Linked DNA regions of Mus musculus: regions 2 and 3 are each linked to region 1. The links are chromatin loops, found by intact Hi-C in ENCODE. Cell type or tissue: heart. All regions are shown on one strand. Links, peaks and the distances in the headings refer to the core of each region. The heading gives the core; the rest is flanking DNA. Region 1 holds the start of Jag1 (jagged 1). Region 2 holds the start of Gm14064 (a long non-coding RNA gene). Region 3 overlaps Slx4ip (SLX4 interacting protein).

Evidence for each region. Hi-C counts contacts between places; a loop is a spot of excess contacts. Peaks named below come from ENCODE experiments on the same cell type or tissue, not always from the same donor. Only the 100,000 strongest peaks of a DNase experiment are listed, where the experiment ranks them.
Region 2: it touches region 1 in a loop (5-fold over the local background); 3 of 42 quality-filtered maps call a loop at or near these places.
Region 3: it touches region 1 in a loop (6-fold over the local background); 5 of 42 quality-filtered maps call a loop at or near these places.

The regions. Positions count from the first base shown.
Region 1 is chr2:137,110,095-137,120,021 of GRCm38, forward strand. It overlaps Jag1 (jagged 1), which reads right to left and starts at 6,426. Exons shown (of 26, transcript NM_013822.5): 1 at 6,083-6,426; 2 at 5,310-5,615. The coding sequence starts at 6,163. In heart, for the core only: CTCF peaks have their summits at 4,204, 4,780 and 7,468; DNase peaks (open chromatin) are centred at 4,307, 4,777, 6,707, 7,387 and 3 weaker places; H3K4me3 peaks cover 5,469 bases; H3K27ac peaks cover 6,326 bases.
Region 2 is chr2:137,658,702-137,668,628 of GRCm38, forward strand. Gm14064 (a long non-coding RNA gene) reads left to right here and starts at 4,692. Exons shown (of 6, transcript XR_866773.2): 1 at 4,692-4,886; 2 at 5,191-5,284. In heart, for the core only: no CTCF peak of the experiment used is centred there; a DNase peak (open chromatin) is centred at 4,680; H3K27ac peaks cover 4,262 bases.
Region 3 is chr2:137,007,218-137,017,144 of GRCm38, forward strand. The region is part of intron 4 of Slx4ip (SLX4 interacting protein); the gene reads left to right. Among named protein-coding and RNA genes, the nearest start is that of Jag1, 100 kb to the right of the region's middle. In heart, for the core only: no CTCF peak of the experiment used is centred there; DNase peaks (open chromatin) are centred at 4,994 and 6,804.

The DNA of each region.
Region 1 (9,927 bases), core at 829-8,828:
TGTTGCTTCCTGTCACTTGTCCTGTATTAGCAGTATTTCTGGAGAGGCCCCATTCTTCTCTGTAATCCGCACTTCAGTCAGTCCAGCCAACTCTATTGTCCTGCCTGAGTCTGGGTGGCCAGAGTATAAAATATTCCAGTCACAAAACATGGGAAACAAAAAACGAGTTCAGAGAGTCCATGTGTGGGCACACACAATTCCTGTCTTTTAGGGTTTTGGCAAGGTGAGGGGTGGAAAAAAAGACCACTCCCCTCGTGCATGCAAGCTGAGGCTCCAGCCACAGAAAGCGACCATTTTTGCAGGATTTGACATGTCAATAGAGTGTGATCTGGCCACAAAGAGTGATTTTCTCATCAAAGCCCACCTCAAAGACTCACCAAGGGGCCCCAGAGCTCATACCCAGATTGCAGGCTCTCAATGAGAGGCCCCTAACCCCTTTCCCATCATTACCCTTACCTGTTTGAAAGGCATCCCACTGATAATTAAATGCACCAGTTACAAAAGGGTGGTGAGGTTAATAGATAGAATACCAGGGAGCCAGCCAAGCACAACCGTCCAGTTCACACAGAGCAAGCCCAAACAAGAAGCCTTTCTACTGATTTACCAAAAGTGCATAAAAACTAGGCTGAGCTGGTAGAGGGCTCAGTTTGATTATTTACATGCCCCCTTTAACCACTAGGAGCCACCCTGGGAATGTCTTCCCAGTCCACATGCTGCTCCAGAGAGAGATGTTACTGACACTATGAGTAAGGACCAAGGGGCTGCTGTGGGCCAAGCAGTAACCTAGCAACACCAGTTTTCTGAGCCCAAGACTCACCTCCCTCCCCATCCTGTCAGAGTCCTCACTTTCATGCCTCCAGATACATCTTCCAGCCCTTGGAAGAAAAGTTTATTTTGTTCTCATTATTGTTAAAGTAGATTTAAGGGCTGGAGCCAAATGTCACTTGGGAACAGTTTGAATCCTAAAACCTTGGGCTAGTTAGGGGTATGTCTCTAAAGCTCCACCAAGAAGAATTCTCAGGAATATTTGTCACTATGGATTACCAAGCTGGCAGTGTGCACAACCACAGACTATGCGTCCACGCAGAAATAATCTATGTGAATAGAAAGCCTGACACTCTGGAACCAAGTTAGGCCTTTCCACAACATGGCTACTCCGAATCTGGCTCCCATGTGAAGTGAGGACTCCTTGTAGCCTTAGCCTTGTTTTCTCACAAAGCGCCTTTTCCCTCCATGGTAAATTTCCCACCTGCCCTCTGTACAAAGTGTCCCTGAAGGTACCAGAGCTTGTAAAGACCTTAGGCAGCATTCAGATTGCTGGCTCTCTAGGAGGTTTACCCCTACCACATTGCTGCTGCCTCTGCCTCTGCCCAATTCAGCTACCAACAGCACTGAGCCTTCACTATTCTCTACAAATGTTCCAAGGCCCTACACAGCTATGGGTGTGGAGTTGATGGGTTGCAGATTCTTTTACGTACTGGAGGTTTGAGCAAGTTGCTAAGAAACAAGAAAAGGAGGAAGAAAACACAGAGAGGTCTATACCTGCAGGAAAAGGAAAACTATTAGGAACCAAGAAAGTACTCCAGGTCACAGCTGTTTTACAGTGCTTGAAAGCCACTCTACCTCCGTGTTCCCCAAAAGCCCAGTAAAGCAACTTAAACATTTGAGGCAGGTTTCTTAGAACAACAACAAGAAGAAGAAACAATGTTCTCTCCATACACACATCATCCCTTGTGCTTAGCACTTACACAAGCGCACTGTCTGCATACATGCTCGGCACACAGGTGAGGTACAGAAAAAAAGCTAACTTAAAGAGAGTCTTATTCCTCTCTCTTCCATGTGTCCACACACATCTAGAGGAAAGACAGCAGACAGCATAATCATACCCAAGGACTGGCAATTTAGATTCTGTGATTAACTACCTGATGGCAACTTGACTCTAACTCCTGTTATTTAGTTACTGAGGCTATAAGTGTGACACGGGTTCAAGCTGGCATCCTCTTCTGCTACATTGGTCACGTTTCATTGGCTTTTCCTAAAATAATTAAAGTTGCTCTCAGCAAGACTCTGAATAGGGTCAGTGGTATTTAAAGATAAAGCCAGACACCCCTGTTGCTTTACCCCAAGTCATTACAAATTTAGGGCCACCAATGCAGCCATATGACTGAGGTTTTCAAAAACAGAAGTAATTATACTAATGCATTTTTAATGAGCAGGCACTACTGGGATTTTGAGCTAGTTTGGGGAGGTGCAAATTAACCATTTCGGTGATTTATTAATGGTTATTCCCAAATCATTTCTTGTTAAGCCCAATTACCTGTCATAACTATGCTCTTATCACCTAGTATCCAAATTGGAAAATAATAAATCAAGCTAGCTGCTGCAAGTTGAGCTCCCTCACAGCATGGATGACAACCCAATCAGAAGCACAAAGCTAAAAGACTGGGGCCAGAGCAACTGATACTGGAGTAGGATGTAGCCCAAGGGCAATATAAGCGAATGCGATACTGAGATGGCAGGGACGTCCACTGCAGAGCGTCTCACAAGCTGGGATGTAGACTGTGTTTCAATCCTACCAGATCATTTCCTCCTCTTCCTCTATAGGCCACGAACAGGGGCCATACTAGCAATCAAAAGAAAGGAATTACATGACTTTCTTCACTGAACTAGCTTTACCAAACACAGTGTTTCCTTTCTCCGTAAGCCAATTTAGGAGTACTTAGCCCAAAAGACAACTGTGCCTGCTTAGGGGTTGGCAGCTTATGTGGCTATGAGGCCAAGGTAGGCTGGAGGCTTTGTTTGCCTTTTAAATTATGGCCTACTCTGAAATTCCAACATCTCCACACCAATTCCACTGTAAACTAACTAAGAAGGAGGAGAAATAAAAATTAAGTTTGTGGGGCTTGAATTCAAACCCAGGACCTTTAAGAATGGTAGGCAAATACCTATTTTGATGAGCTACACCCCCAGCCCGTTTTAAAAACAAGCCTCTCGTGTTAATTATCAAAGCGAATGAAGCTGTGCGACCCATTACTAACACTTGTGAAGCTTAAGGCTTTCATTGAAGCTAAGACTCACCCTGGAGCCATTCTTGGAAGTTCCAGACAGCAGCGGTTCTCTAACCACACTGAGGAAAATAAACTAAAACAACACACACACATACACACCCCACTTGAGTTTATACACACACACACACACACACACACACACACACACACACACACACACACACACACACACACACACACACACACACACACACCCACCCCACCCCCCCCCCCCACTTGAGTTTCTCTTCGGAAGTAAAGCCTGTGTTTCGCAGGAGGCCTGTTTGGGGGCAGCAGTGTGGAGACTTGTTTAGGAGTGATCCATGTACTTGGCCCAGCTTCAAAAAAGAACCACATTCTCGGTGCTGACCCAGTGGGGCTCCCTCTTTCTAGAAAACCCGAGTCTATTTCATGGTCGGTGACCCGTGGGGCCTGAAGGCACTGAACAGTAGGAGCCCAGCAGTGGTGGCAACCCTCCATCCATCCACTCACACCATTTCTGCTCCTTGTCGGTGAGAAACTCTCTCTTCCAGGTGTCAAAAGCAGACAGCCACACTTCTGGGTCACTTTCCCCCAGCCAGCCTGTGGAGCAAGTCTGTCTGCTTTCATCCAAGCCATCCTCCCCCTGACCCCTCTCTCCAAAATAAACCTCAGCCAGGCCTGCCGTTCTTTCCACATCACTAATAAGATTCCTTTTATGGTCTTGTGAAAAGCGAGGGGCTCGGACTGATCCTAGGGAGGGTGGAACCACCTGCAGGCCCCTTCCTCCCGAAACTCCAAACACAGCTCAAGGGCAGCCAGTACTCACCCTAAGCTCGAATGGACCCAGCCAGATTTAGAGGTGGCCAACCTCTTTAGCTTAAAGTTCTCCCTAATAGGGGATTAACAAACAAGACAAACATTCTTTGTAAAAGTGAAATCCCACAGCGGACACAGCCTTCAGATCTGAAGAGATTTCACCTACAGCGGCAGTCCCCTGCCAAAATAAGACCCTTTTTAATAGCATGTTTTCGATAACTGTCTTATCGCACCCACAGCAAAGGCCAACTCCTGTAAACGCAGACATTAAGAGCCAGCTCAGCTTCACACACAGACAGCCAGACAGGCTTCTCTCCCGCCCCTCTTCAGAGTTTCAAATCACAGCCCAAAGCCGCGGGTAGGAGGCAGCAGAGCGCACCCCATCCGAGCACGTGGCGGAAAGCAATCCTCTGGGGCACAGATCTCCCCCTCTTACCACCCACCCTCGGAGCTCAAGCTTGGCGGAGCACCAGTCCTGGCAGCGAGTCACGCCTCCTGGACAACGGGCACACCCCCCACCATTTCCCTTTCCTCCCCTTCTGCAATCGCACCCATCTTCCTTCCACCCATTTTGGGATGTTGCAAGGGTTCTGCCGCAGTCTGCCAGCGGTACGCCGGCCTCAAGCAGCTCCGAGGGAAAAGGGGGAGATGAGGGCGCACGCAGTTGCACCCGCAAACACGACTTATAGCGGGCTGCCTCTTCTAAGCCTTACTAGGGCGCGGGAAGGGCTTGCGGAGGCCGGGTGCCCTCCGGACGAGAGAGTGCGCCCGCCCTTCCCGGGGAAGTTTGCAAACACAGCTGTTCCAGAACTGGGGAACCGCTGGGAGTAAGGCAGCCTGGGCTGCACCGAGCGGGGGCGGGAGGAAGGGGCCGGCAGGGGGCGGAGGTTCCCAGACTAAAGCTTGGACGCCAGCCGGAGACAACCCCCCTCCTGCAGCCGCCACTTCAGGCTGGGAGAGCACCCCTCCAACACACTAAAATCTCCCCACTAGAGCCGCGGGAAGCCTGCTCCCCCACACCCTGCAGGAAGGACACACCCGCCCTCGGGGCGGCTCACGGGAAAGGGGAGGGTGCCAACTTGGACAGCGTATGCAGGGCAGACTATGCGCAGTCGCCTTCCAGGGCACTACGAGTTTTAATTAGTTAAGCAAAGAAATCATCTATAATGACCGCCTGGTCGAGGGTGGGAACTGGAAGTAGCAAGCATAAAATTAGCATCCTTGCGTACTTTCCCCCAGCAATGCTCTTCAGAGACCCCATTTCGCTGCGCTAAGCAGACACCACCCAGAATGGAAGACCCGCCCGTCTCATCTTGTCCAGGTCCAGCTGTAGTCTGGACTCTCAAACTTGCCACCCCCAAAGCCTCTCAACTTAGTGCCAAGTTTCAAGTGGCATTAAATCCTTCTCAAGGCAATATAGGGCTCGGCCCCGCGTTCGACTCTGTCGGTGTGTCGCTCACTCACCGGCCAGGCGAAACTGAAAGGCAGTACGATGCGATTACGGTCGTTGCCACGGCTGGCCTTGAGATTGAAGGTGTTACCCCCGATGACAGGCGTAGACCCTGAGCCGAAGCTGCAGGGTCCCCCGGCAGTGACGCGGGACTGATACTCCTTGAGGCACACTTTGAAGTACGTATCACACTCGTCGCGGGTGCACTTGCGGTCGCCAGGGTTCCGGACTCCACCACAACAGTTCCCATTCTGTAGCTCTCCATTCACGTTCTGCATGGACAGGATCTCCAGCTCAAACTGACCCGAGGCCCCGCACACCTGCCAGCGAGGAAGGAAGGTCAACGCATGAGAAAGTTTTCTCTGAAGGTGGAGGTGGAGACTCCTTGACACCCCCCACCCCCAATACACACACCCCAGGCTGCCAAAGATCCTCGGTGGCAAGTGAAAATAATTTTGCAAAAACTAGGTTTAGGGCTCAACCTGGTTTGGGGGCATAAAAAACACAAGTGCGGGAAAACTAAGACAAGTGCCCCGAAGGACCGTGAGAACGTAATGATCGCATTTTGCCCAGCCTGGAGGAGTTTATCTTTCGAGGCCAGGGGCTCCCCTCTGGGGAACCAGCGTTCCCTCACCGGGTGCTGCCTCTCGGGTGAAAAGTCAGGGTCAGGGAGCCTTGTACTCAAGGGCTCCGGAACTTGCACTGGGAGCCACAGCCGCTCCCGTCCAGAACGCCACGAGGGAAGGGAGAGGACCGCGGGGAGCAAGAGCGGGAGAGAGACTCCTACCTTGGCTCGCAGGGCACAGAGCAGGGCGAGCAGAAGACTCAGGGGGCGCCCGGGCCGGCCGCGCGTCCGTGGGGACCGCATCGCTGCGCCGCGCGCCACGGGCACTCCGGACGCCGCCGCCGCTGCTAGCGCTGGTGCTCCCGCCGAGGCTGCCGTCGTCGCTGCCCCCGCGGCCGCCGCGTCCCGGCTCTAATATACTCCGTGGATTGGAGCATGCACGACTGGAAAACAACACTACTTTTCAAAAGCCCTTTCAAGAGCCGCGCGTTCCAGAAGGCAAAGAGCCCGGCCTCCTTTTATTATTCTGATCGCTTCTTTGAGGCGCTCCCCCCTCTTCCACCTCTCGGCTTTCTTTCCTTCTCTCGCGCTCCCCTTCTTTTATTATTATGATTATGCGCAGCCTTTTATTCCCTTTCAGATCAGCTGCATGAAACGCGGGGAGGGAGGGGAGGAAAAAAAAAAAAAAAACCTGAGCCTAGCTCGCCGGCCGGCTGCAGGTAACACAATGACGCGTGCCCGCCTGGCTCTCGAAGGGACCCGGAGCGCCGGTCTGGGAGCCGGGACTCCGGCTGGCCACCTCTTCTCAACACGCGGAACAAGGCGCATGCGCGATTGTTAATATTCATAAGGGGCGTGCCATCTATTGGGCACGCCCCTTTCCTCCGGGTTGTTGGGGAGGGGAGAAATTGAGAAGGGGTTGGAAGTTGCGGGACGGACCGGGTGGCATGGCCGCCCGAGGGGCCCCCACACGCAGATCAGTGTCCCGGGGAGCCCGGGCCAGGAGAAAGGAACCTGGAAGGACCGTGGAGGAGCCCATGGCTCTGAGAAGCCCAGAGCGCCTCCGCTGGACCGCCCCCTCGGTGCACGGCCTGGGCTCCCTTGCAAGCCCCAGGTGTAGGCGCCGCGGTACGGCCGGAGCAGTTGGGGCGGGCGGCTTCCGCCTTCGGAGCCGCCTGCGTCAGCTGCGGCTTTTGCCCCGGGGAGGAGGGCCTGCCCGCCGGGAACCCGGGCCGCTCCCAGCAAGCGAGCCCAGAGCCCTGTGCTGGCGGCGGCGAGACTGGCGCGCTCGCCGCCGTCTCCTCGCCCCGCAGAGGCGACCTGGGCAGACTCTGCTGGGAACTTTGAAAAACTTTCCCGGAGTCAGACTTGCCGCAAACTCGAGGGAAAGCCTCGGCCGCGCGCCATCCCTTCCCAAATCCATGTCCGTGGAGCCTCGGAGGGGCTCCCAGCGTCCTTTCCAGACCGCGCCGGGGCAGAGGCGTGGGGGAAGCAGGGGGAGTGGCCGGCGGGCACCCGGGGGCTCAGCCCGGACTTCGGGAAGGGCTTTCTGAGACGCCGAGGGCTCCGCCAGCCTCCAGCCCGGGCGCAGTGGCGGGACTGCACCTGTAGGCGGCCTCCGCGCTGCTCTCTGGGTGGCGAGACGCGGCCTGAAAAGAACCTAACCGCTGTCGTGGTCCACAGAACTTGGCTTCTCCTGGGTGGTGGTGGAAACCGATGCCATTTTCCACCTTGAGGCAGGCCTCGCAATTAGCAGCGACACTCCTGGTCATAATCAAGGTCAAAGGGAACCCAAAGGCTGGCTGAAGTCTCTGCCAGCTCCACTCCAGGCGGGTTTAAACGGAGCTCTTTAGGAAAACAGATTTCCATTAAAGGACGAAAAGGGTTTCTTAACTTGCGTTGAGCCTGTCCTGAAGAAAAGCTCTGATTTTTCCGAGATTGCTTTAGCGCCTCAACCCTTCTAGACATCAGGGCATGATGGGTAAAGGGAAAAACAGTTTCCAACATGCTGAACACGACAACATAACAACACAGGTTATTTGTGGTTATCTACGTTTAAAGAGTGGCCCAGCATAGATAGTGCCCCATACCACTTGATGGGGTTGAGAAAGCTGAGTTCCAGGCTAACAAAGATGGTTCCGTAACTTGGGCATTTTAACCACCTGAGATAGGTGATTTCTTAATGGCAATGCATCTCATTCTAACCATTCCCGAGTAACTTAATCCATAATTGGGAAGGGCATATCCCAAATCAGAATGAGTTTGCAACTGGTCACAGAAGCACCTGGCCTACACAGCAGCCACCTGGGCATTTTCCAGTGTGCCCAGTCCTCCTCCACCCAATGATCACGAATGCAAAGCATCCCGTTTTCAACATTAATTCAACACAGGTTTTTGTTTTTGTTTTTGTTTTTTTCCCACTAAAGTTTCCAGAAATATAACAGTCCTCACTTCTGATTGGACTTCTTACCTGCATCTCTAGTCGCCAAGTTAGGGTGCTCAATAACGCTTTTATAGCAAAGGATTGGTGGTGTGGAAAAGCCACATAGCCCACAAAGACTGCAGTGGTCTTAGAGTCTATATTTCTTGAGGTCCCAAGGTCTAAAGCTGTTTTAAAATGTAAAGCTGTATCCAATGATGCATGCCCCATGTCCCACACTAACCCCTAGAAGGCGGCTATGGAGCCAGAGTTTTTAGTTCAGAAGGTTTGAGCCAGCCACCTGAGTTACATTGGAAGACTACCTGAGATTTATAGTTGCTCTGCTGCTAACAATCTGGGCTTCGTGAAAGCTGAGATCAGTACCTATCTAACAGTGAGTTTAGCTCACTTCACTAAAAGGAAAGTTTTGAGGAGTAAAAAGCACCTAATGGCATACTGGGAATGTCAAATCACTAAGAAACACCAAAGGCACAGCAAATAACACAGAGCCTCTAGTCTTTTCTGTGCCTGGGAACCCACATTTGAGGAAGGCAGTTGTGGGCTATAGGGGATTCTTTAAAAATGTTTTCATTTGGTGCTCTTCCAGTGAGCTGGGACTCCCCCAAGAAGCTTTTTTATACTGCAACAGGCACTGGGTGGAACTTCTGTCCTCAACTTCCTTGATCACCCCTGAAACCTGGAGAATGGGGAACTACTGCTCAAAGAATTCAAAAATGGACATTTCCCCTTGCCAAGCCATAGCCTCCCTTTGAGCTTTGCTTTCCAACTATAAGTGTATAGTTAAGGAAACATTCCCATGGAAAACAACACTTAGCCATCACCATTGCTTCCACCCCAGGTTGCTCCGAGCCAGATAGCAACCTGTTGCAGGTGTTTGGATATCTTCTCTGATTTTAAAAATATGATGCCTCAATTCCCTTTCTACAAAACATACCCAACCTTCATTCATTCATCAACAAACAGCCCTGACTTCCCATGGGACTTAATAAGAGGCATTTATGTTATAATTGTATTTTAAAGCTTCTAATCAACCAAAATTATTTATCAACACTGAGAAGAATCAGCTAATCAATATTTATTGAAAAGTACTGTTGTATGCCGTAGTGTGACTGATCTAAAGAACGCCACGTGAGGAAAATAAGTCGGGTACCAAGAGTTCAGCGCGTATGAGCTCCTTTAGAGCTCCTATATACAAAGGTGGATGAGGACAGGAAACGCCAGTCTTGCGTGCACGTATGGTTAGGGTGGTGTGTGCTTGGAGGTTTGATGTGCTTGGTCCTTTTCTGGGCATAAATCAGCTATCTGTGTCTTAATTGGGGGATGGATGACACAGGTGTGTGGATTATCAACTTTCAGTACCAAGCACATTTGAAACCAGTGCCATTCATTATGTTTTTTTTTTTTTTTTTTTTTTTGAAGGCACACAGTGGTTGCTTTTATCAGTAAAAAGAACACTTCGGGATGTTTGAAATGATATGGACCTACAATGAAACTTCAAATGCATAAAATGTGGAGAATGGCTGGATGGTTAGATAAACTGCCTAAAGAAAGTAGTAAGGTATTAAAGCCTAGCTAGCACTTGGGAGGCCGGAGGGTCACTCTAAGTTCAAAGCCAATGTGGTCTATA
Region 2 (9,927 bases), core at 564-8,563, 550 kb after region 1:
TTCTTCCTACAGGAAGAAATTTCCACCCAGTCTCCTTCATTGTCTGCTTTGTTGCAAGGAGATGTATTTAAAACTCTTATAAAATGTCACACTATCAGACAATTAGCATCATTGAAGTTCCTTTCAGCTGACTTGTTTTGGAAGAAACTGAGTTTTCCGAACTTTTGAAAGATGTGCATCACCAAGAGCTTTCTGAAGGACGATGGGAAAGATTAAGGCATGTATCTTGACCAGAAATTCCCACGCACAGCACAGCTGCAGTCCGTGTACCTCTGTCCCACGGCACACTACTGTTAAAAAATATTTTTGGCTTTTTGCTAGAGCCCATGGATTTCAGTGGTATGAATATGTTCATTCATTTATGCAACAATCATCACAGGGGTTCATTTGTTTATGTGACAATTCATGCCAGGCACAATTTCAAAGACTTGACCTGCCTGCAAATTAGCATAGAGCCTTCAGCCTGGGAAACAGTTCCATTATTTCAAGAATCAGAGAGAGCTGAGTTCACATTCCCAAGCTCTGCTGTTTAGTTAACACAGAACCTCTGAGAATGGTTCTAACTTCTCTAGATCTTACTTCTTCTAATTGACGATGTAATAAAGTTGTGGAACAAGACAAGGGCTCAGCAGAACTTAGTTCCTATCTTTTCAGGTGGTTAATTTATTTTATTTTATTTTATATTTTCTAACTGGTAGAAGTCTTTCCAGTACCCTTAACCCAACCTTATTTCACTCAGTGACAACTAGAAGGAGAAACTGAATCTCCAGATAGCAAAAGCTATCCCCAATCCCCACCCTGCTTCACCTCCCCACAGATGCTACAAGTCTTATGAATTCCTTACCTTATGCAAAGGTAAAAGGGGTGCCACTACAACCTGGCCTGAATTTACTACTGCCTCCTCCCTGTAATTTAAAGGGTTAATTTGCTTTCATGTTGCTCCCACTGAGAGGCACTGTTATTATGGGATGCAGATTCCCACAAAAATAAAGAGAGGTGCTTTTCTCAAAGCACAGACTGGCAAGATCATAGTTAATTTCCATGAGAGCAGAGAGCAGAAGCACAGGGCCAGTCTTTGAAATCCACTTGGGACATGTTATGTGAGAGAGACTGGTGCTTGAAAGACAGGAATCCCATACCTTGAATTCACTTTCCCATGAAAGGCGACAGGAAACAAAAAGCAATTCACCTTCCCTCCCTCCCCACTCTCTCCAGTCCACTTGTTTTTCCTGTATCAGGCAGCAACCTAGAAATTTCTAACTTGGGAACCACACCACCCTGCAGAACCAATGTGCATCTTCACAAGATCACCCAGAATTTACATGAAGCCTAGAGACATCATCTCTTTACTTGACCATCTCTGCTTATTAGGGGTCTTTTACTTCTTTCTTCCCCATTTTTTCAAGGACATTTTAAAAAGAAAAGAAGAGAAAATACCCTGACACTGAATGCTCTCATGTGAAAAAGGTCATGTCAGTGTTTTGAAAGTGTGCTATGTCAGAGGATTTGCATCCTATCGAGACAACCAAGAGTGGGCATGTATATGAAGTGGCATCTGTGGCTTTCTAATGTCATTATCTAATGAGGATCATATCAACCTTACTGTAATTCAAACCAGTTTTGCAAGCCATGTGTGACTCTGTTTTCCTGTAACTCTGGCGCTCTGCAGACACTCGGCAGCTGATCTCAAACACAGAATGTTCAAGGGCAAACCAAAAATGTCCACACAAAATTTAGGCATAGGAGTTAAGAATACCTTAGAAAATGCCTGGAGTTGCTTTGTTTGCTAAGTCACTTGATGTTTTGTTGTTGTGGAAGGCAAAGGCTTGAATTAATAACATACAGATGGGTATGCAAAATATGCACTTAATGTGTAAGTATAATTATGGCAAGAGGTTTAATTACACCGTGTCATGAATTTCTGACTCATTTGTAAACATCTTTATTAGCAAATGAGTATTGAACATTACCATATGTAAATTGAGATTTAGTTAGACTGTGTGGAAAAAAATAGGAAATACAGACATTTGTGCCTTGATTAGCTTCTTAGGACTGAAAGGGGGAATTATGTTTATATCTCACTATTATTCATCATTTATCAGAGAAAGCCATAGAGTAATGCATGTTAATTATTTGAAAAAAGAAGTATTCAGGAGAGCTAAATTCTGGTTCAATTCACCTAATTGGCAAGCAGAGCTATAATCCAGAAATTTGGCCCATTGTCCTGCCTCCTATACTTCTAAAACCATATCTTATAAATTCTCCATATTCCCAGGCATTCGGCAGGGAAGAAAAGAGAAAATGAGCTTTCAGTGAGACTGGAGGCAAATCCTTCTATTCCTGGAAACTAGGAGAAGGCAATCGTTAGCCATGAGCTGTTCCTCACTGACAGGTAGTGCCTTTACACTGCAGGGTAATGTGCCTGGTATGCTTTGAAGACTTCCCATGGTGGTGGGCTTGACAAGTCTTTCAGTGGACACTGATTCTTATCACCAATCCATAACAGTCTGTTTTGTCCACAGAAGGAAGAGGAGGGAGGGGAAAAGAGAGGGAGTGGGAAACTGATAACACTCTACATTTAGAAAGAGTTTAAACAGAGGCTTCAGGGACCAAACTAGATGGCTAGCTGAATCATTCTGGATTTTGCCTGGCACAAAAAGAGGTACTGGAGCCATGCACTGTGTGTCTGAGCCACCGGTCTCTGAAAACCACTTGCACCGATTCTGAATACACCCAGTGTTTCTATCAATAACTACATGTATAGTTTGAATATTTATGAGCTAGGTTCCAGACACATGCATTTTCCTGTTTATAGATAATTCCTTAAGAAGAATGTACATATCACTTGGATAACTTAGCTGGTCAGAGGCAATGAGGGGCAAAAAGAGGGTTACTTAGGGCATGAGTTTTGCAATCCACAGCTGGCATAGATATGAAGGGCCATTTATCACCCTTTAGTGACAAAAAAAATGGTAGGGAATGTTGTTTGCTTAGTTGCTTACTTTTTATTTGTGACAGAGTCTTACTTTGCCCAAGCTGGTCTGGATAGTAGACCTCTTGTCTCTGGCTGGGATTGCTCTTTAAACTAAAACAAAAACCAAACAACAAACAAACAAAGAACAAAAACAACCAACCAAACAGACAAAAAAAAAAAAAAAAAAAAAAAAAAAAAAAAAAAAAAAAGGAAAATAAAGAACCTCTAGCAACCAACAAGCAAAACAGTTTTTCTTTCCCAGAGAAGTGGAGTGATGTTTAAAGGGTCCACAGAGGAGCTAACAGGCTTCTGCTTTTGATCAAGGGTATCTCCATGGTTGCTTACTTTTGCTACAAACCACTGAGCTACATATCCTGTTCTTTGGATATAGGCTCCATTGCACAGTAATTTTTTTTCAATCTTCTGCACCACACAAGACACCATAAAATATACATATAAAAACATATGCTTACATATTAACTGAGAGATAATACATTGCAAGCATTCCTAGATCGTGATTTGTGCATAAATTAGAACATACCAGAAATAGATGTGCAAACAGCACTCACCCCAACTCTCTGCCTTGCTGGTTGTCTCTAGGAGAATCCCTGAAATCCAGCAGTCACTAAGTGAGTGAGGAGAACTTAATTAAAAGACCTTGCATCTTGCACTACTTTTGAGTCTGCTCCCTGCTTATTATGCAAGAGAGAACAAGTCATTTCTCAACTGATTTGAAGCAAAGCTGGCATGGCTCAGGGTACTACCACTAGCTGTGGGCTCTGTTTGGCACTTGGTTCCTGAGCAAACCTGGAAAACTGGCACACTTTCTCAGAGCTAAAGTCAAAAACTCCTACCATATCTTCCTTCATATTTGGACATACTTTCTTGGCTTTAAATCTCGTTAGGAGTGACACGTTGTATTTTGTCTTCTCTTTCTCCTTCTTTCTGTTTATCTGCCATTGTCCTCATGGTTCAGAAAGAAGAAGAAGAAGAAGAAGAAGAAGAAGAAGAAGAAGAAGAAGAAGAAGAAGAAGAAGAAGAAGAAGAAGAAGAAGAAGAAGAAGAAGAAAGAAAGAAAAATCTGGTCACTTTTGATCACAGCACCCAGAGGGATAGAATGGTGTCTGACAAAAAGGAGGTGCTTACTAACAGAAAGTACAATGTTTGTATAACTGGAGAGCAATAGGGAGCCAATCCATCTAGTTATGAGACTCACCCTTTTGTGTAATAAACTTAATGTTTGCAAAAGGCTTTATAACTAAAGAATGTTGTGTATCTCACCCTGTCATATGTTCATTGTTTGTTATGCAACTTCTACAGGTAAAAGGCATTACATATTTGGGGCTGTGAGGCTTAACCTAGAATCTTTGTTTATCCCATGCATTTAATCAGAACTCGGGCTCTGGATTCAAAACACCATGTGAACCAGCCCTTGAAACATGACCTCTTTGAGAGAGCAGCCTCTCCAGATCAAATGGAGTGTCCCATGAGCACTTCCCAGACTTTATTGCCAACAATTATTACACTAGTTGAAGAACATATTTTCTCACTGATATCCTGCTGCTGTTGTGAGGGGAATTGATTCTAACTGCCAGTTTCCTGCATTTTCTTCAACATTTCGATTTTGCAAGGGGAAAAAAAATCACAGTGATGAAAATTCCACACGTTACTGGGATGACTTCACAAACAGAACATTCCTGGCTTTGGAATTCCCCTCAGACTCCAAATGGAACTTACCCAATACAGAAAGCTTGAATCCATTCTGAAATGCAATAAAGACAAGGCAAAATGTTATCTTTGAGCTACAACACTGGGCTTCCAGTGGTCACTGGGAGTGGACACACATCCAATGCCAAACAGGCTGATAACAGACAGGAAGCTTCATTATAATCAGAAATGGCCTTCACTGCAGGTACAGTTCTGGATGCCATATTAATGTCCTAAGCCCAGATCTCCCCAGCATGAAGAAAGCTATGATTCAGGGGGTGCTAGGACCCAGAGCTTGAACGTTGATGGTCAGCTCACAGATCATCAGACTGAAGTCTAGCCAACAGGAGTAGGGGGTTGGGGTTGGGGGAGTTGAAGATATTTATCTATTGTGAGGAGATGAGCAAGGCAGAAAATGAGCCCCAGTTCCAAGTCTTCCCTGGCACTACTCACAGGAAAACAGCACAATATAATACAGAAATAAAATACAGAAACTTCCTCTTTACCAGCATTTTGAAGCTGTCCTGGCACCAATTTGCACTGACATCAGCTCACAGCAGGCGTAACATGAAATTTATCATCATGGAAATATGACCCTTGGCTGTGAGTAATCTAAAAAAAAAATTATAGCCCAAAATGGGGCAAATAAAGATAAAGACATTTGTGCAGGACAAATGTTGCATTTCCTATGCACAACTTTGTAGTTCTGTCTCAGGAAATGAATAGAATACAAATGGATGTCGACTGCCTGGGGGATTTCTGGTGCTATCTACACAGGGTTTATGTTCATAAAGCTGAGGGCCAGGTAGTGTATTCAAGATGACGAACTTGGATCACTATGAATCAATGACATGATCGAAATGAGCTAACAGAAAGGCTTCACAGAAAGTAAATGTTCTGTTGAACTTACTAGCTTTCTGTACCACAGCACTTTTCTATTTTTACATTTAAGTGGCTTAAACTTACAGGTCCAGAAGTGCTTATGTTGCATGCCTGTGTGTGTTATGCTTACGTGTGAAAAGTTTGCGATTTTTAAATGGACAAACTCAGAGTACTTTTGGTCAGTGAGATTCTTAGTTAATCACATGGGTTTTGAACTCTGCATGTATGTGTATTTTACTTTGGTTATGTTTTCAAAATGTTGATCTTAACTTCTTCCTGGCTCATGTTTTGGCATTTTCTACTAATTTCTTGAATTTATAGAACTGTGGAGGTTTTTGTTTGTTTGTTTTTTAATGCAGGATTCTTGTAAAAAAAAAAAAGAAGAAGAAGAAAGAAAAAAAGATCTTCCATAAAGGTAGACATTTAGAATGAGCAATATAGAAAAAGAAGGAAAAACTAAAAACATTCTTCTATGGAATTCTGTCAGTATATTAAAGATATACCAGGAAATCAGCTAAGCTAAGCTAAATAAACACAGACATTTTATACTCAAAAACAGTGCAGCCACTTCTTTTTTTTTTTTTAACATCAATAAATCACTGTCATAATTGTCCCAAAGTGATGTGGTTTGAGAAACAGCCATTGGGGGAAGTCGTTCTTCCCAAAATATCCACCTTATCTGGCTTTTCCTGATAGCTCGAATTCCACTGTTTGAGAGGGCTGCCATAGAGCCAAGGGGTGCAAATGTCTCTGTGAAAGGAGGAGCCATGAGCTATTTACACTTCAGGGTGAGGTGTTTAATCAAATGTGATAACTAACTGAGATGTGTTTTTCTTGTGAAGCCACTGATTTCCATGAAGGAAGGGTGTCAAGATAGCAGTGGGAAGCCCTGACAGGGAAGGTGTTGAAGACAAAACTCAACATCAACCTATGCTGATGGGTGTTTTTTACTCCCTGGAAGTTCTTGCATGACATATTACAATTACCTTAGCTTTCTCTTCAGATTAGAAGTTTTAAAGCCAACTTCATTATTAAGACTATGATCCTGGTGGAGTTTTTGTTGGTTCCTTTGATTAGTTTTGTCTTGTTTTGTCAAAGTAAACAAGGAAGAAGCAGAAACTTTTAAGAATCATCTATAAGCTGATTCCTTTGCTCATCATTAAAGTAGTTTGAGCTCCAGTGGCTACTTTTGAAGACTTGACAAACTATTCCTTAGACTTGCCCCTTGTCTTTAAGAAGAAGCAAAGGAACCTTGTAACAGCCATTTCTAAAGATGACCTTTATCTTGCTGTAGGCAATTTCTGGTTCCCTCCACCCTACTTGGCCCTTTCTGGTACCACATGCCAAATGGATAAGGAGATGGCACAGCTACTGGCGGACATGGTAGAAGCACTGATATTGTCTCAGACACGGGCAACTCTATCTGTATGGTGGAAAAGTCATATTATGAGGACCTAGAAGGTATATCACCTTCTTTGGTCTGTAATAATTCATTGGTAAGAAATTCATCTACTTCAGAATTTCAGCCACTCACTTGTCACCTTTATTAGATTCAGATTGGTAGAGGTAACTTGGAAATAACAGAAAGAAGACTAGCATCTCCAGAAGTAGATTGATTGATGATTAATTGATTGATTGATTTTAAATCAGAACAGTTGAAAAGCCAGTCTTTCCTCAGGAGAGGATACAGTACGCACATGGTATGGAGGGCTTAGGGTTCTTTTAGCATGGGATGGAGGACACTTTGGAAATGAAAGAGTCCATCTGGAGAGTAGTTCCCTTGCATTCTGGAAGCAGCATATTTGGGGTGTGGCTCTCCCTACCAGAAGCTTCCACAGGTGTCATCACTCAAGTCACTTCTTGTCCAGAGCTTCTCAGTCCACCTGAGGCTTTTCAGTCAGTCCAGTTCTGCAGTGTCTATATACTCATTCATTCACCGACTTTCTCCCATTCCCTTGACTCTAAAATAAATAATCTCCCCATTACTTTCAATTTTTGCCAATAAGGTTTTTAACTCTGTTTATCTATGAACCTAGTACACTGGATGTGATGGGGAAACATTTTCCAAGTTTTATTGGTTGATGTTGCCAATGATTAAGCTCAAATTTTCCAAAACATGGCTTGCCTATAAATACAGGGTAGTAAGTGAACCTGTGTACCAAAAGTTTCGTCAGCTCCAACATGAGGGTGCCAGTGCCATAGACAATGAGGACCAACAAGAAAAAGAATCAGCGGAGTGATGCATGAACACTTGGTGAAGACTTTTCTTGGGAAATGTCTTAGTTAAATACAAACTGGCTAGTGTCCCAATCAAATAGTCTCTTTGATGATTATATTTTTAACCAGACAGAAAACTCTTATATCTGTACTTAATAAAAGTCAACAAAGCCTACTTGTGCTTCTTTATAGCAAGTCTAATGACAGGATCATGCCTTTTAATTTGTGATAATTAATTTGACAACATTACGGTCTACCTATAACAGAAGCACTATGTCTGTAGTTGTCACAACAGGATACATAGAAAGACACAGATAGGTGGTGAATGTTCTTTAGTGTTGGTGATGCAGACATTTTACTAAGTACCTCTTTGCAAAGAAGGAAATAGAAAGCAACTGTCCTAAAGAAAGGCACACTTTCCTACCTACTGAGAGTAAGCCTGTGGCCCTACTGCTAAAGGCATCTGGGTAGGATGACACTGTTAGGTATATACTAGGTATTTTTAAGGAACATAATTTGCATTGTTTTGTCTTAACTTGCCCCTGTCCCTTTCTATGTATCCAGGAGGCTTTCATGGACACAGGCCTACTCAGTAGATTCACATAGCTGGAAATAATGTCTTTGTGAGTCACTAAGAGTTCTCTTGAGCCATGTGCCCTGCATATTTAAATGTGTGTTATGTATGAGTGCTTGTCAGCCTGAGGTCAATCTCAAGCATTGTTCTTTAGGAACTAAGTACCCTGTTTTTGAGACTGGGTGATCACAATTTGCCTAGACTGGCAGGCCAGTGAGCCCCGGGAATGAATCTTGCCTCCTCAGTGCTAGGATCACAGGAAAACCTCACTTGGCTTTCTCCTAGGTAACAGAGATTGAACTTAGGTCTTCATGTTTACATGATACATACTTACCAACTGAATTATCTTTGTAATTCCTCATTCTTTCTTTAACTCAATTGTACTTAATAAATTTTTCCATGTATTTATTTATTCATTTTTACTTGCTAGTTGCTGCCCCCTCCCAGTTCCCCCTCCTATGGTCCTTCAAATTTCTCTTCCCCTTCTCCTCTGAAAGGATGGAAGCTCGCTGGGTATCCCCCAACTCTGGTGTATCAAGTCTCTGTAAGGTTAGGTGCATCCTCTCCCACTGAGGCCAGATAAGGTAGCTCAGTTAGGGGAATAGATTACACAGACAACCAACAGACTCAGGGACAGCCTCTGCTCCAGTTATAGGGTCACCCACATGAAGAGCAAGCTGCACATGTGCTCCATATGTGCAGGGCATCTAGATCCAGCCCATACTTGTTCTTTGGTTAGTGGTTCAGTCTCTGGGAGCCCCCAAAGGTCCAGGTTAGTTGACTCTGTTGGTCTTCTTATGGAGTCATTATCGCCTTTGGGTCCTTCCAATCCTTCTCCTAAACTCTTCCACAAGATTGCAGAAGCTCTGCCTAATGTTTGGCTGTGGGTTTCTGGATTTGTTTTCCTTGACTTCTGGGTGGAGCTTCTCAGAGGAGAGTTATCCTAGGATCCTGTCTGCAAGCATAACAGAGAATCATTAATAGTGTCAGGAATTGGTGCTTGTCAGGAACTGAGTAGTCTAGAGCACAAACAACAATTGATTTATTTGAGCTAATTTTGTATCCTGACACTTTGCTGAAGGTGTTTATCAGCTGTAGGAGTTCTCTGGTAGAATTTTGGAGGTGCTTATGTATACTATTATCATCCATAAATAGTGATATATGACTTCATCCTTTCCAATTTGAATCCCTTTGATTTCCTTTTGTTGTCTTACGGCTCTAGGTAGAACTTCAAGTACTATATTGATTAGATAGAGAGTTGGCAGCCTTTTCTTGCCACTGATTTTAGTATAACTTCTGCAAGTTTCTCTCCATTTAATGTGATGTTGGCTGACTGGCTTGCTTTTGCTATGTTTAGGTATGAGCCTTGTATCCCTGATCTTGTCAAGATTTTACATGACGGGGTATTAGAATTTGTCAAAGGCTTTTTTAGCATCTAATGAGATGATCATATGATTTTTTTCCTTTCAGTTTATTTTTATGGTGGATTACCTTGATGGACTTTTGTGTAATAAAAGTCATCTTTGCTTCCTTGGGGTAAAGCTTATTGATCATAGTGAATTTTTTGATGTGT
Region 3 (9,927 bases), core at 1,151-9,150, 100 kb before region 1:
GGGTCTATTTTCTCTACACCTTTGCCGACCCTTATTTTCTGATACTTTGATAATTGCCATCATGACATATGTGGAACAATCTCTAATTGTGGCTTTTTGGCTCTTGTTTGTTTGTCTTGGTTTGGTTTGGTTTGGTTTGGTACTATTTCCTTGGTGAATAGTGATGCTGGCCATCTTTTTATGTACTCATTGGCTATTCATATATCTTTTTTTTCTTTTGAGAAATGACTATATGCCTAGTCCATTTTTAACTGGGCTTTTGAGGGAAAGTTTTTAGAGGGCTTTATAAATTATGCATATTAACATTCCTTATTGACTATGTAATTGACAAATATTTTCTCAAATTCTGTGGTTTGTCTTTTTAATCTCTTGGTGGCTTACCTTGGCATAGATATACATACATACATACATACATACATACATACATGTGTGTGTGTGTGTGTGTGTGTGTGTGTGTGTGTGGCCTTAAATGTGCTAAAGCCAAAATACCACTTTTTTCTTTTGTTGCTAGTACTTAGATGCTATGTCTGTGGAAATCATTGTCAGTCCTGTTTTGTGAAACGTTTTTTAAAATTTTTCTTCTAAAAACAGAAGTTCTATGGAATTTAAACTCATTTTCATGTGGATGTCCACAGTTTTCTTAGTATTCTTTGCTTAAACGGCTGATTTCCACATTGAATGGGTTTGGTAATCTTATTAATAAGCATTTGGTATTGAAATGAAGTTTAATTTCTGAGCTTGCCATTCTGCTGTAGCCTTTAGTGTCTGCCACTGGTGCTGGTTCTAGAGCCTCCTGATATGTTATAGCTTGTACTGAGTCTTTCAAGATTGCCTTGACTTACTCCTGGTCCACATTGCTATTTTTGATGAGTATAAATTAAGTATTCTATTAAACATCAGTGTTCTTAATGTATTGGTGGAATTTGGATTGCATCTGATACTCTTAGTTCTAAAGAAAAGTGCAGTTGACATTCTAATAATGTATATATTTGTTATTTCAGGGTCTGATTTAATATTGTTTTGGGGACTGATTAGAGTTGGGTGTGTGTGTGTGTGTGTGTGCATGTACACATGGGTGCACACAAGTGGGGTTACATTAACTCAGCACATGTTCTATTAGTGGTCTATATGAACTATAACTTTTTCTTTTCATTTCTTTTTTATTATTTTGAATAGGGTCTCCCTGAGTTGTTCAGAGTCCAGGCTAGCCCCAATCTTGATATCCTCTTGGTATAGTCTCCCAAATGCTAGAATTACAGTCATGTACCACACCCAGCCTCTAAGACCACTTTAAAGATAATGATATATGTGTATATATGTATGAATGTGTACGTGTATGTGTCTGTACGTGTACAAACACATTTGTGCAGGCTCAAGGTTGAAGTCACGAATTATCACTATCCACTCCAACTTATTCATTGCCAGGTTTTCTCAGTTGAGCCCAGCACTTGTTTATATGGCAAGTCTTACTCTAAAGATAGCCTGTCGCCCCCTTCCAGGCATGCAGCTATGCCCACTGGCATTTACGTGCGTTGGAGGGATCAAAATCCCATTGCTCATGCTTTTGCAGCAAGTCCTTAACCCCTGAGCCATCTGTCTTCTATTCCCCAGCAAATGGATTTTCTGTTGTCACCTGCTCTGGACTTTAACTGTACCACCACAAACCAGGCCGTGTTTGCCTTATGCAGCATCTGATGACCATTAATAGAGTGGATACAGTATTTAGTGCAGTGAGATGATTGTGTGACCAGAGGAAACCAGGAGATAGATATATATGTACACATATACAAACTTTTTTGAAAGTAAAATTTTCAGGGTAGCCCCATATTTTGACTCTTCCCCTCATTTCAATAACTTCTGTGCATATTTGTTGAGGTTTATACCATGGCCATCCCCTTCCCCAGTAGCCATGAGGTAGTTTATATTTCTCCCTCACTTAGAGAACTGTAGCAGGCACCTCATGGTACCTTTCATATGGCCAGTGTGCCACATTCTGTCCATTCTATACTTAGGCCGTCCCTTAAAAAAATCACAGGTTTGATTTTGTGCAACTCTGTAGAAAACCATTCAGGATATTCTCAGGATCACTATGATGAAGACCCCTGGGGAACTGAGCTGCCAGTCATACAGTACCACTTTTCCTTTCTCTTGTTTAAGTGCCATTGACTTGATTCCTTTCTCCTAGAGTTCCATCGTTCTGAAAGCTTGACTCAAATCAGAACCTTTTCTTCCCTGCTCTGTGTTATCATCAGCTCTCTAGTCAATGTACCCAGCACAATCTCCCTGTTTGTAGATTACAGGTACCCTAAACTTATCCTCCTACCATTTGACAAACATCTACCTCTCCACAGTGTGTGAGCCTCCCATGGACCAGGTCTGCCCTGTATACTCTTTGTTGTCTCTCTACCATGCAGGGCAGTCTATGGTCTACAAAATACAGTACATATGTGTTTAGGTGATTGCTTTTCTCATAAGGTTAGGGTTGCTCTAAGGAACCTGGCCTTCCTTATTTCCTGCAGAACCTACTTCATTTTTAGTAGCGTCTCCATTGTATGGCCAATGAAGTCCCAACTCATTTTTTTTTTTTTTACCAGTTCTTTCATTCCCCCTTTCCTCTAAATACCTGTTATTTGGAATTTATTACTTATATTATCTGTACCATATTATATCTTAGCCATGCTATAGTCTACTTAACAGCCTTCTTTCCTCCCTCAGAGGGGGGGGGGCTGACTCTGGCACCCCTAGAATCACCTTTCCAGATTACCATGCTGCAGAGAACTGTCTTCTGAGTGCTTGCTCTCCTCACATAGTTCCCAAGATATGAGTGCTACAGTATGGCTCTCTCTTCCACAGGATCACTGTCCCAGTAGATAGGTTCACCACAGTCAGTTCCTTCTTTACATTTCCATGGCCACATCAGGGTAAAGTGCCTCAGCATGGCACGAGATTGAGTGTGTCGTCCTGGGTAAGCCGAGTCTACACACTTACAACTTTGTTCATTGCTCTAGTAAGATGAACATTATTCACGCTTTGATTGTTCTTTATAAAACTACATATGCTCCTCCAAGACTATATAAAAGTACTTCACAATGTCAGTGAAGACTATACCAAATATACTAGCTTCATCCCATGTAAGTCATCTGAAAAGTCATCTTGGTAGTCAGCATACGTTAGTGACATGAGGAAGTTTTCAAAAAGATATCACAGTCAACTCCTACCACCTTCACCTCAGCATCTTCCTCTAGTCATGCTCAGAGTTGGGTGTTAGCAGCATCTTCAATTTGTGTCAGACTAGCAGCCCAAAACTCAAACAAGAGAATTGTGCTCTTCGATTTTCATTTATGTTTTATGTGTTCACAGACAGCTACACATTTACAGTTTGGGTTCGTATTGGGTTGTCCTCCCTCACCCATCCCTCCCTTGTCCCCCTCTTCCTTCCTTCTTTCCTCCATTCTTCTCTCTTTCTTTCCTGCTGCCACTCCCCTCATAATTAATTCTTGACTTACTGCTATAGCCTCCAGATTGTTCTTCTAATTCATCCATGCCTCTGTTGCCAGAATTGCCTTTTAAGACAGAATTGACAGTCCTCAGCTTGAGACCCTATAGCTTAATTTCCTTTTCAGTTTCTTCTGTACTTGACATAAGCCAGAGTGTATCTAGCTCTTGGTTAAAGCTTATGGGATCTCTAAGAGGGCGAGCAGTAACTATTCTGAAGCACAGCCTCTGCTACAGCATGGGGACAGGTTGAGTATACATACCAGTTACCATGAAAGTCATGTTCATCTGCAAAGCCAGGACATAGTACCAGAAACTGCTGCCCAGCCAGAGAGGTCAGCACATGACCAAGCCCTGTGCTTCAGAACCATGTCTTGTGTCTGTTTTCTGACCACAGTGAGTCAATGGAGGCAAACCATTTGGCCTTTACCCTGCGAGTATCAGAATAAGAGAGGTGTCAATCTTTTGGTTGAGTAGATGCATGGTACAGCTTACTCACTTAAGTGTTCCTCTTGATTTCCTATTTCCCTGAGTTTCCAAGTGGTAACAACAAGCTGTCAGCCCACTCCTAACACAGCTGCCGAGCTACATAGAATATTCCCTCTCCAATAGATAAAGTTCGAAACCTCAGCTCCACTCTACTACGGGGTTTCTGAGTGATGGTTCTATACTTTTAACCCTCTCTAGTTCATTCATAGCTCATGTTTATTAATTTACTGACTAAATTGTGAAGTGGACTATAACCACCATATTTTAAATAAAACAAGTAGGAAACAGCATAAACTTCTATCTCGGTTCTTGCAGATGAAGCAGCAAAAAGGGATGTGTAGATTGCAGTTACCATTCTGGCTTTGGTAAGCAAGAAACATGTAGTTAGTATTTCTATCTTTTTCCTTTGGATTTGTTTTCTATTCCTTGTGCCTGTAGCTGATCTGGGGTCTTCACTTTGACTCTTGAGGTGCTTGAGCTGCCAGCGGCTCTGCCTTGACAGGTCAATCTTGTTCCTTGCTCTGTCCACTTTGAGAATGCTCAGTAGTGTCAGGGGGTGGTGGCACACACCTTTAATCCCAGCACTTGGGAAGCAGACGCAGGCTGATCTCTGAGTTCAAGTCCAGTCTAGTCCACATATTGAGTTCCAGGAATGCTAGGATTGTCACCCCTCCATTTATCCCTTGGTTCCAGAAACCAGTTATTTTGTTTGTTTGTTTTGCTTTTGCCAGGGAAATACATATTACTTGGCCGGTCGGACTATACTTTGCATCTTTTAACTTACAGGCTTTTCCAAGTTCCATCAGGTCTTGACCCTCACTTTGCATCCTGACTGAATTTTTAGTAAATCTCATCTTTGATTACTTAAGACCATTGACCTTTATCAACCCATTGTCTTATTATGACCAAGTGACTTATGCAGTTTTGGTCTTTAATAGCCTCAGTATTTTTAGCCACCTAGTCATCACATGACTTCCTACTCCAGGGCTTTGGTGGTTTGCAGACACCATCTGTTCTAATCATTAGTCTTTCCAGCTCTTGATGCCCTGAGGTTGTCTCTCACAGAGACTTTACAGCAGTGCTGTTCTCAAACGAGCCAGTCATTATTTTGCAAAGGATTCTGGTAGAAGAGAGGAAATCTCTGGTAGGGGTTGCCATTCTTATTCAGATCTTCATACATACACATATCTCACCATTCTCTTAGCATCCTTTGGCTAGTTGTGCTTGGCTGGGTCTACCTAAGTGAGCCTTATAGCTGAATTCTGATAGAGGAGCCCCAGCTCTCTCATCAATGGTCTTTTTTTTTTCTTGGACAGCTACAAGAGTGACCTTCTGGGTATGGAGATGCCAAACATTTTCACCCCAGGTTGAGATAATGTGAAATCTGGCTGTTAAGAATTCTTGATGAGCCAGTCGACTAGTTCAGAGACTTTGGAAGGTCTGTGAGACACTGAGCTTACAGCAAGTCCCTCAGGAGAAAGAAGTACCCCAGTGACCTAGACCAACACACCTGAAGAGTTCCCCTGACTAATCACCAGTTTGTCATTGTACTGTAACTAAGCTATAGTCCCCAGATTACAATGCATTCTCACCTCTCAGCTTTTATCCATGCTGCTTCCACTTCTGTGGGAAAACTCTCACTATTTTAGGACTGGGCCCTGGTACAGTCAGATACTGGGGAGGAACACAAGTGTTGGAAAAAGCAGAGGAATTGTTGCTATTCATTGGTCACCTGCTTCTTGACTTTCCTTTGGTCTGCTTCCATCACAGCAGAGGTGGAGGTGGTCTGTGAGTTACAAGTCATGAAGTAGCCTTTCATTTTCCAAAACCACACCCTGCCCTGTATAAGATTCCAGGGTAGGAAAATCACCTAGCACAGAGGGAGAGAAAATGCTTTCCTCTTACCCATCCCCTCTGGCAGTCCTTTAGCATCTGCCTTTTAGTGCCTATTACTGAGTGTTAGCCGGTCAGACACCAGCACGGTTGTGTCTGAAATGGGCATTTCTAGCCACTTTTTCTTCCCATTGGTGGGGATTAAAACTAGGCTTTCTACAACTACACAAGTGCCCCACTGCTAAGCTATAACTACAGCCTGCAGACATCATCCCTGACTCTTTCCCCGAAGCTGAGAACAGGCTTGGAGTTGTGTAACTTGTCCAAAGGTCATGTAGCTGTGAAATGCCAGTAGCTATGTGATGGACAGCTGTCTAATGACAGGCTGTCTTGTGTTTCCTTTAAGGAGAGTCATGTCTGCTTGTCCTTTCTCTTAATAAAAATTCCCTCTTGTTATTAAGGCATAGTTCTTTTTAAATTACCCAGGTACAGGATCAGTGTTCTGCTTGAATTAATATATGCATCTTTGTTTTAAACTTTATATCTCCCATCTCTCATCTTGAGACAGAAAATAGACACCCAAATAGCCCATCTTCTAATCCAAAGTATCTGTTGCAATAAATTGGCTATATAGATAACAGTCCATTTATGTGTGTGGAGCAGTAGGATTTTTTTTTATTGCTTATTACTCTATTCTATATAACCTTTTCTTTTAGTTAACATCTAAGAAACCCAGCCCTTTAGAAAATGTCATAAGATAAATTAAATTTCCCTGAGTTCTGTGGTTTCTGTCTGAAGGGTTTTTTTCCCCTATGACTATGCTTTTCAGTTGAATATTTCTCTGAAGTCTTAGCTGAGGTCTCCAGCCAAAGTGCACATGCGTCTGTCTGCTCATCCTTTTGTGGCATCCAGGTGTGGTGTGTGAATGGCCAAGGCAGGAGTACAAGGCTTCCTCCCCACCTCCTCCTTTCCAGCCTTTGGGGATGGGGCACATCGCCATCGTGTTAGAAAATCCATGGGTGTTCACACAAGAAAAGAAAAAGGCAAGCATGGCCAAAACAAGCAAGTTCTTCCTATTCTTCCCTCTGTCTGAGAAATGTTCCCTCCCTTCCCTTAGTGCCTGATGCAACACGAGATCCTGCCAAAGAAAGCTTTCTCCTTGCTCTTCAGACACAGGCTTGTTGTGAGCTCTGCTCCCTGATGTCCCTGTGAGTGAAAAATGTGTACATGTAGAATTTTGTTTTGTATTTATTTTCCTAGACTATTGGAAACAGAGCCATTTCCTAATTAAAATAAATTTTGGAAGTGAAGCATGTTTCCCCTGAGCCCAGTCCTTCCTCAGCCCAAACCCGGCATCTTCAGGACAGACTGCAAATCAGCTGCAGCACACCACCTATATGATCCCCTGCAGCTGCTGCATCTCTTAATTTTCACTATTTTTCTAAAAAAAAAAAAAAAGACTATATGTCCAGTGACTGCTAAATCTCAACAAACATAGGGCCTTGATAGATACGCTATTTCTCATCATTCCTTATGTGAGTCAGCTTCTACGGCAGAGCTCTGAGTGCACACCCACAGGAGGAATGGTACTATACTCTAGTCACAGACAGAGGGTGTATAGGCAGTTTCTGACTCTCAAGGTACAGAAGGGAAGAACTGAAAAAAGGAAGAAATAGTCAGTTGTGTGGTTTTCTGAATAGTAAGCCAGCACAGCATATGCTCAGTTACCTGTTCTGTTAAATATTCATAGTTTTTACACATTGTTTTTGTTCACAGCCACTTAAGAATTGAAATGGATTTCCCTAGTCTGTCATAGAACTTAGTTGGAAGCATATGTTTTCTTTTTACACATGTGTTTAAATAGCTTTGGTTATTATTTATATTTCTCCCCATAATGTACTCAGTCAAAACATTTTCTAAGCTTTCATCCACATGCAAAAAAAAAAAAAAAACCTTAAAAAGGACAATAATGCAAACAAGTGCCTGCAAGCCCTCTCGTGAATATACTGTGGCATCAGCAGAGATTATTTTTCCAAGAATGGGCAATTTGTAAAACTTAAACTTTTAGACATTTTGTAAAAGTGCTAAAGCAGCAATGACAACTCAAGATGCTTTGCTTTCTCAAATGTGGGGGAGATGGTGCTCACCACTTACTGCAATATATAGAAAGCAAACAAAACTCTGAAGAGTAATGGTCCCACTTGCTAAAGTCACCTGATAGGGAGGGATATTGCAGAGTTTTGTCATGCTTTGTCTGCTACATTTTATACAAAATCAAATACAAAAGTGCTCAAAGAGAATTCTGTGAACAAAACAGAATTCTTTTCAACACATGAAGTGCTTGGTCTTCTATTGATCTACCTGAGACAATGTGGGCTGTCAGGGTGGACTTTATTAGAGTGATCCTACTGGCTGGGGAGTCTTCTGCTGCCTTCCCGCCCACAGCCCTTTCTCCCTGAACTCACAGCCTGAGCTCTATGGAGGCTTCTTGAAACAAAATTGATGTTGCTTTTGCTTAGTTTCAAGCTGAAGTTCCAATTCTGTTATGGTGTTTGTAGTAATGCCGCGTTGTTTTTCTACAGCTTTTAATATGAGTCTCATACTACTTTGCCTGGTTTCTTATGATGATGCAAGTTTGTGTTACTTTTTCTGAAGCTCTTATGATGATTTGAGTGCCGTACCATTGTATCTGCTTAAGATCACTTTTACAAATGGAAATTTTGCTGCTGAATTGCTATGTGTCTTGAAACTAGAAAATTCACAGGGATTACCAAATCCTTCACAAGTCATAGAGGATTTTTGTTATCAAATACTGGTTTGTAAGAATGTTTTCAGAGGAGTTGTGCAGTTGGCTGAGAGGCCTGCCCATTATCAGCTCCATGCAGAACAATGATTTATCACTAGATTTTCTACAGACAAGTCACTTGGAGGAATCAGAAGAGCTGATTCGCACTCCTGTCTGCTACAATTGGAAGGAAAAGCAATGGAGGAGAAAGCATCCAGCTCATAAATTGGAATAGAAATGGGACCAAAACTAAAAATTTTTCTTTTAGGTATCTGCTTCATTATATTTCTGATTATGACAGGGCTATTTAGGCATGCTGGAAATCAAAACAGTGCTTTATACATGCTGGGCATGTACTCTACCGCTGACCTGCATGCTCAGCCATGTGACAGCTATCATTAATTAGAGTGGCCACCATTTCTCATGCTGACAACTAGCTGCAGGGTCTGTGACTCTTCACTTTTTTAAGCAGATGAGAACAACCCTTACCATTGAAAGCCATGATTTAACTCAGCATGTCGGGAACACAGTACCCTAGCATGTTGGCTTTATGTTATCTAGTGGTCTAGTTGCCACATAGCTAATGTGTTTGTATGGATTGGCGAGAAGGATGGAAATAGAAGGGGAAAGTGAGATCCTTCCTAGACAGCGTTCTCCTTGGCACATACCAGCTAAAGCCTGGGAAGCTCTCGACCCACGGGTCTGACAGATTATAAAGAGCATTCTCCCCTCTCTGCCATAATGCCGTGGTCTTTTCTCATCCGGGCAGCATATAATTTAATTTACTAGACAGGATATGGGGAAACCTTCCCACAACCTGTATGTTTCTGGATAGTTTTCGTGTCTACTTCTCTGTAGCAGTAGCCTTCTAATGTCTAACAGTATTTGGATTGTTTACCAGCTTGTCTGGTCTTTGTCACCTCTCCTCTCCTCTTCTAGGGCCAGGACTTCCAAGGTTTTAAAGTCTAGCCATTGAGTTTCACATGGCCAATGTTTATACTCATAAGAATACTGGAAAGAAATAACAAGGATTAGAGAGAGAGCTCAGTAAGAAAGGCCTGCCAGAGGGGCCAGGTTGGAGCCACACAATCCAGGTAAATAGAATCTGAGCATGGAAGCACTTAATAGTAATCCCATGAAAGGTACAGACAGGCAGATCTCTGGAGCTCACTGAGCAGTCAGACTAGCCTACCTGGTAAGTTCTAAGCCACTGAGAGACCCTGTCTCAAAACGCAAGATAGATAGAACCTGAGGAATGACACGAGCCGTGTCCTTTTGGCCTACACACACACAAATACACACATTTATTCACACATGTGCAAACA